2 separate regions of the Homo sapiens genome follow, and region 2 is linked to region 1. A link is a loop called in an ENCODE intact Hi-C map of the cell type or tissue named here. Cell type or tissue: Calu3. All regions are shown on one strand.

Region 1 (4,000 bases):
CAATTTACTACTTGCTGAAATGCTTTTGATGTCTCTCTTTAGTTTAAAATATATTGTAAAATCATTGACATGTGGCATCGAAATCTCTGTAGTTTTCAACCAGTCCTTTGAAGAATATTTCCCTACATTTTGTCTCCAATCCATACCTCCTCCTATTCCGGCCCTTTACCTACCACAAATACTCTAATATACTCTGTATTCCATATGTGCCAAATGCTTTCATTTTTGGCTCACTTGGACACTCTCTGGACTTGCCTGCCTGCAGTTCCTTCTGAATCATTTTCTTACTAGTGAACTCCTACCCATCCTTCAAGCTGCAACTCAACTACCACTTTCTTAATAAGGGCTTCCCTGCATCTGCTGCCCCCACCTCATCCTTTCCACTCCTGCTATGGTTGCTCTTCTCTGCTTATTGGCATCACTCCCTTTTCCCCATCTGTCCAGAATGGCGCCTACATAATGGAAACCTTTTACTTTTCACTAGAGAGTTGACAATTTAGAGATTCTATATCATTTACATTCTATTTTCAGGCCAGGTATTGCTTTGTACTCATTTTGCCACTCCTGTAGCTTTCTGCAAACATGAATGCCTTTTTTCCCAGTGACAAGCAGTTTTTAAGTTTTCAAGTGTGAAAAGAGAAATAGCATGAGGGGCGCCAATGGATCTGCGTGTCAGCACATTGGCAGATTCTCCAAAATGTTTTCAAATTGTCAATTCCAAATAAGATTTTAGTTTCTTTCAAGTTTCAGAAAACGTGTATCTAACTTTGGAACAATGTAAGTGTTGTGCTGGAACTTTGAAAAAACACCAGAGTCACCACTGTCTAAGTTCTCTGGGCAGTATCTGCTATTATTTTCAATTCTGACAGACTTGGCACTTGAGGATTGCGCAGCCTCTGGTGACACAATGTGGAAAGAAGTTAGAGACACAAAGTAACATGGCATACACAGAAAAGTGAGAAGGATCTCTCTTTTCCCCTGGCTGCTTCTATCCACCCCAATTCCCCACCCCAGTCATCAAACTATTATCTGGCACCATTAACTTAAATTCAAGTGAAAATTGTGTTCTCTAACTAAAAACATTGAGTTTGTGGACTGAATACATTATTAGCAAGGGCTTTTCAAACTTTCATTTAAGTTTCATTATCAAGAGCTCTAAAATTGATCACTGATCTTAAGATTATCAACATACCTTTATTTTCTGAAGTTGTGAGAGGAATATAATAATCTTGTTTTCTTTTTAGTATAAGAAGAGATAGATGGGCGGAAGGATATCTGAGTAACCATTTTCTGGGAGATATTTTAAAGATAAGTGATGCTGGTTATTAAAATATAAATTACAAAATTGTTTGGCTGAACTAGATTGCAATAGGTTGTTCAGCAATGGGATTGGAAATAACAGAGACCATTGATAGTCATGGTGTAAAATAAGTGAGAAAGTACGAGGACATTATTATTTAGCTTTTGGATTTGGAATGTTAAAGAATAAGAATACCCCAATATTATTAGACTATCAGTGGTTGAAAGTTGAATGGAGGAGCTGTGAATTATGCATTGTTTCTCTTGCAGAACCCAGAGATCCTAATGTGAGATGGTGAGGGAGGGGGATATGTATTATTAAGAAATTTAGGTTTGATCTGTATTACTTTTACAACACAGAACGAGAAAAGAATGTAGACCTCCGGCTGGGGTTAGACTTGCTCCCTTCCGTAAGATGATGAAGGTCAACTTCCCTGTTTGAAAAAAAACAAAGTATGCTCTATGTGCGCGGAAAATCACTGTGCCAGATCTAGTAAAAAGCCACGATACCATTGGGTGTGGAAATGCAGAGACCCTCTGATTCAGGCTGTGTATTAGTGTCTTTCTGAATCACAAAGAACTCATGGAGAGTTATGATCACATTGAACACAGTAAAGGAATAACTATAATCATTTTTTTCAATTATACAAACATGATTGACTTTTTAACGAAAGACTGCTATTCTTTCAAAACACACGTTTCTCTCGCATTTCAGTTCCTTTTGCACTCACATTGCCATATGATACTCCTATCAAGGCTGTGATTTCTTCGGTGAATTAAGCAACAGAGCATGGATAGCAAACAATAAAACAGCTACTTTTCATGCAACACAAAAGAGGGAGCATTTTTCTCAGCACCGCGGCCTCATCACATCTTCTGTGTTTCCTGTCCCATGGGCGACGCCCCCACTCCCACCCGGTCTCCTTCCCGAGCAGCTCTGGGCTGCAGAGCCAGCTGCGTGCCATCCCGCTCTGCTTCAGCGCACGCTGAAGACGGCACTAGGACCCAGGGAAGTCCCCGAGCGGGGTTCGCGGAAAGGCAGCCAGACTCCTCCTTATCTCCAGTGTCAAACTTGACATCAGCCTGCGAGCGGAGCATGGTAACTTCTCCAGCAATCAGAGCGCTCCCCCTCACATCAGTGGCATGCTTCATGGAGATATGCTCCTCTCACTGCCCTCTGCACCAGCAACATGGATTGTCAGCTCTCCATCCTCCTCCTTCTCAGCTGCTCTGTTCTCGACAGCTTCGGGGAACTGATTCCGCAGCCTTCCAATGAAGGTAAGCCAGGTACCGCGACGCACGGAGCTCTGCCCCGCGGGGCTCACGCTCTTCAAAGCACGTTCTCACCGAAGCCTTGCACGTCGGGAAGGTGCCTCCGAATAGAGCAGTTTGCTCTGAGAGTGAAGGAAAGATGTGCCTTTTTTTTTTCCAACTGTCTTCTAAAACACTTCAGGAGATAATTTTAGATGGTCTAAACTTTGAAAATGTGTTTTTAATCTGACACCATTTCGAGCAATTACCTTGTTTGCCAATTTGAGCAGAAAGAAAGAAAGAAAATCCTCCAGCGTTGCAACCCAGTTATGTTAATTGCCAAATAGCCAAGGCAGTATTTTATTTTCTAATTATGACCATGTGGTACTCCGAGAAGTTTGAAAGAAAATTCAGCCTTCCTCTCTAGACTCTTTAGTATGTTTAAAGGTAATGACAGGTTGTTCCTACTTGGGATCATGGCATTTATGAATGGACTAAAGGGAAATCAGAGTTTGTCGAAGCGGAGGTGCGTGTTTATGGTGCAAGGGCTGTGTTGAAGTTGTGTGTATCCCGCCAGGCAATGGTTTGCTCTATGGTACAGGTTCTAAAGAGCAGCATATGCCACATTAACGTAAGTAATATTTGCAAGAATTACAATAAGCTTAGGTTGGATTCTCTTTGTTTAAAGGCTTATATACAAATAGGAGAATGTATTTAATGAATAGTGGATAGCTCCTGGGAAGATATAGTAAATAACTGAATAGTAGATTAAGAGAGAATGTTCATATGCAGCAAATGGCATTTCCTTGATGTTGTGTTATTTATTATCCTTGTAATGAGCATTAATTCCTTTTCAGTGGGTTAAAGTGCAAACCTAATGTTAAGGACACCAATGTGTTCTATAAGATTGTGTACTTAATACATACATTTTCTTTCTCCTGTATTCCTTTTGTGATCTATTCTTGTGAATACAGTCACTAACTCGTAAAACAAACTTCTCTAAATAATTGATTAGTGTAAAGCCACACTTACAACATTAATTTCCTCTTAGTGATTTTGAACTTATAACAGTAACATTTAGCAATTTATTTTGCAAGTTAACAATACCGAGCAACTGATGTGCAAACATCATGTTATATACATCACTCCTTAGAAAATATATTGTCAAGCCAATACTGTTGTATATGTACCTTAATTTTAAAAACACGAGTAAAAACAAAATACTTAGAAAGTTTTTTATTAAATGTAATAACTGCCTGATACTCGGTGACCTACTTTCACTGCTAATAGAGCAGTAATTTATCTCCTTCCTTACTGACTGCCTTTATCAATTTGGCAGTTTTCATTAAATGTTCTGAATCTTTTTTCTAAATAAGAAAATGAAAATTCTAAAATATAAGGATCAAGAAAATTATCTTACCCACAAATGACTTTTTATTTTACAAACCAA
Region 2 (4,000 bases), 750 kb after region 1:
CACAGTAATAGCAGTAGCAAGAGTGTCAGTATTTTCTTGAGCTGATTCCTCAAGACTCAATTCTTGCAGAAAGACCCAGTTATTATTAATTGAGTATTTGGACCCAAGGCTGTACTTATTACCAATGAGAATCTTGGCATTAAGCTTCATTATGTGTATTGTTAAAAAATATCTGTAGATAATTTTGATTTACAGTCTTTGTTAAAAACAATTCAATAAAGAATGAATTTGAAAAAGGTTTGTTAAGCTTAAATCACATTGGAAAGACAACAATTACTAGTTAAGTCTCTATTGTAAACTTTTTGTGTGTTCAGTACCATGCTAGAATTTGAAGAAAAAAAAATCTTAGATGACATGTGTTTTGTAAAAATTTGCATTATAACTGGAATTATAAAAATATAAGCATAATTCAGAGAAAAAAGTACATGGAACACAGATTAAAAGTATGGTATGTATGTAAAATAAAAAATGTTATTAATCTGAGAATAATATGTCATATTATGACTTGTTAATTAGAAACTGATTTTCATATATACCATAGAAATTGTTTCAATAATTAATTAATTAATCCATATTTCTGCTGTGTATATATATATAGAAAATGAAAGGTGCTATAGACAGTGCCTAAAACTATACTCTCTGGAGCCGAAGCACCTTAGTTGAAATCCAGCTGTTTTTCTCAGAATAAATGATTTTCGTCTCTCTAGGCCTCTAAATCCTCACAGGTAAAATCAGCATAATAATTGCATCTACTACCTGGATTGTTGTCATGATTAAAAAGTTAACATATGTAAAATCTTTAAAAAGTGTTTGTGTCACAGTGACTACTTAGTACATTTAACTTTTATCATTATTTCCAGGCCCTGAATTACTGTGCCATATGCTTGTCCCCCAACAAAGCACATACAGATAATTGTTTATTTGCTTGACTGTGTTTCTTGCTAGATTGTAAACACCATAAGATTAGGTACCATACTGTACTTATCATACCTGCAATACTTGCACAATTTCAGATCTGCTATAGCCATGTCATAGTTATGGAGTAGGGGAGAGGAGAAGGAGGAAGGAAAGAAACAAAGAAAGCAACAAGAAAAAGAATGAAAATGGTTTCTCCCCTTAAGAAACTCATATTTTATTAGGAGAACAGATGTGCATGCGGCTGATTAAAGTACACTTGCAATGTTTTGTTGAGGAGTAAGTAACAGATGAAGACTAGGGATAGCTATCTAAAGATGGGGAGACTCGTAGCGGTTTGGGGGACTATGGATGGGAGGGTATTCCGGTTAGAGGAAGCAACATAAACATAGAAATGGAGGCGTTAAAAGACATAGAATCTGCAGGGGAAAATGAGTTCACTTTGGCTTCAATATTATGTTCATAGGGAAAATTGAATACCATACAAAGCTGTGGTGGTAAATTAGATCCAGACTTCACAGGACTCGGTATGTCATAACCTTTGTTTACATGAGATGAACTCAGTTTTGTTTTTGTTTTTGGATTTCTTTTTTTGTTCAAACACTTATTTATTTTACATTTCATGTGCCTTGTAGTTACTTTGAAAAAAATAAAAAAATTGAAGTATTTTCTTTAATTCTGCTAGCTTTTGGTACATTTGTATGGTAACTATTTTTGTTAAAAGTAAGTATATGTAACATGTTTTATCACTCTGTCATTGGAAATTTGAGCCAGTCGCTGTGCTACGAGGCCCTCTAAATAATTAAGACATAACTAGAGGGCTGTGATTCAGTAAATCATGGTGCTAGCCCAGGGATTGGAAAGGGCCTCGGGTTTCTAACCCCCAGCCCGCTAATGAATCCCCTCTACAACATCGCCACCAAGTGGCCATAGAACCCCTACGGGAGGCGCTGGACTGGGTTAGAGAATGCTTTGCTCTGCAAGTAAAACCATAGTGAGTTAGACTTTAAAGGTAATCAACAAAAAGTAGTGTGTTTAATTTAAAACGCGTGTCAGTATTTATCATTAAGGTCCCCAATTCTTAGGGAAAATCCATTTCTTTTTTTAACAGAACTTGAGGAATAGAATTGAAACAGATATTTCCTAACCTTAACAATATTCATTTTTAAATGTTTCTTTCCACACATAGTCTTCTGGACAGAGGATAAGTAAAAGAAGCCAAGGGTTCATGAATATGAACAGAGATACAGCAAAAAGAAAGCAGGAAAAAAGAGAAAAGAAATGGACAACACACTAAAAATGGCTTAGTGGGCTGCTATTTGCCTTAGGTTTTTATTTTTATTTAAAGGATGAACACAACATTACTTTAAAAACATTTATTAGTATTACAGGTAGTGTTAGATCAGCTAGTGTTTCCATCAACCCATGCAGTAAACACTTGGAAGTATAAACATATAACACCTGGCAACATATAAGCAGAATTTGAAATGAGTGGAAAGGAATGATGACAAATAACGAGGTATGGGCCGCTTGTTCCTAAATATACAGAGTTGGCTTATTTTGCCAACTCAATGTTCGGGACGTAATTTTATTAAGTTGATGCTACAGATACTTATCGTTCTCATAAAGCAACTACAATAACAAAAACAAAAGTAAATAAAATAGCCAACACTGAGCCAAAACCAAACTTTCTTTTTGTGAAGAAGAAAATATAAATTATTTACCCTATGAGAACAACAGGTAACAGTATTTATTCCCCATCTCAGTAAGGACAGAATTATTTGTGGGTAAAAAAATAATGTTACCTCTGGAAATTTGCAGCTATAGATATGTATTTTCTAAATTAGTTTCACTGTTACAGGGCAAATCATCAAACCATCAGCAGTATAAAATGTGGCACCAAGATATTTCATGTCCAGACACTATTGCCAAAATTCTACTCTTTCATCCCTCTTAATATATTTGTTCCTTTATATATTTTTTATACTGTGCTTTGTTCCAGAGTGACACACACACAAATACACACATGTATACATACATAATACACACACTTAAAAAATTGAGTGTATAGTTGAGTGACTTAGGTTGAAGAGAAAATAAAAAAAAGAAAATTATAAAACCAGGCCCAATAAGCCATACCAGGTGGTCCAGTGAAGTCGCTAAAAGTGATGACCATTAGATGAGACTAAAAATAGGCTCTAAAACCTTTCTTCTCAGACTCACAGGACCATAATTATCATCATTTCAAAACTGTTCATCACACTGACTGTGTTTCCACTCTTTGTGACCACCATTCGATGTCATTAGAGTCTTTGTTTGTCAAGATGATTGGATGTTGCTCTTGGGTGTCCCTGCTGATGAGGAATGTCAGTATAGCTTTTAGGACTGGGTGTAGGAGGGTGGCCTAAAATGATTGACTCATTTTACTCTTTGGTACTATGTAAAGAACGCATATCCTGAAATTGGCTTCCCTCCTAGAACCCACACTTTATGTGTCTGAAGGTATTGCAAACAGAGTAATTGCACAAAATTCAGCTCAGAACCCCAAGCTTTTACCAATGGGCCTGAAAACATTTCTTCTTCCTTTGCTGGAGATGGGATCTTTGTTTTTATATCTGTTAGGCTTTACTCCTTTTTTTTTTTTTTTTTAGACGAAGTCTCGCTCTTGTCCCCCAGGCTCTTGTCTCGAGTGCAATGGTGCAATCTTGGCTCACTGCAACCTCCACCTCCCAGGTTCAAGCCTTTATTCTTAATATTGCTACATAACTAAAAAGAGGTTTTTTTCTTTTTTTTTTTTTTTCCTTTTTTGGAGAAGGAGTAGGGAAAATGCTCTAACAATAGAACCAATGTCTCAACAATTTCAGGAATAAATTCTTAATATGCAATTTCAACTCATTTGACTAAATGGAAAGATATTTTCAATGTACCTTGTGATCAAATACAACTGAAAATTTGATAAAAATTTAACTAAAAACAAAACTGTAACTTCATCCATGTGGCTTTGATCACAGCACCTCATCCAAATATACACCCTACAAAAAAATCCATTTCTGTCTATTAAATAGTAACAGCCAACTATACAATA

What was found. Hi-C counts contacts between places; a loop is a spot of excess contacts. Peaks named below come from ENCODE experiments on the same cell type or tissue, not always from the same donor. Only the 100,000 strongest peaks of a DNase experiment are listed, where the experiment ranks them.
Region 2: it touches region 1 in a loop (5-fold over the local background); 10 of 110 quality-filtered maps call a loop at or near these places.

What each region holds. Positions count from the first base shown.
Region 1 is chr3:89,105,260-89,109,259 of GRCh38, forward strand. It overlaps EPHA3 (EPH receptor A3), which reads left to right and starts at 2,362. Exons shown (of 17, transcript NM_005233.6): 1 at 2,362-2,577. The coding sequence starts at 2,490. RefSeq lists an enhancer at 2,204-2,343. In Calu3, no CTCF peak of the experiment used is centred here; a DNase peak (open chromatin) is centred at 2,332.
Region 2 is chr3:89,850,387-89,854,386 of GRCh38, forward strand. No RefSeq gene overlaps it. Among named protein-coding and RNA genes, the nearest start is that of EPHA3, 740 kb to the left of the region's middle. In Calu3, a CTCF peak has its summit at 1,830 (motif pointing left); a DNase peak (open chromatin) is centred at 1,815.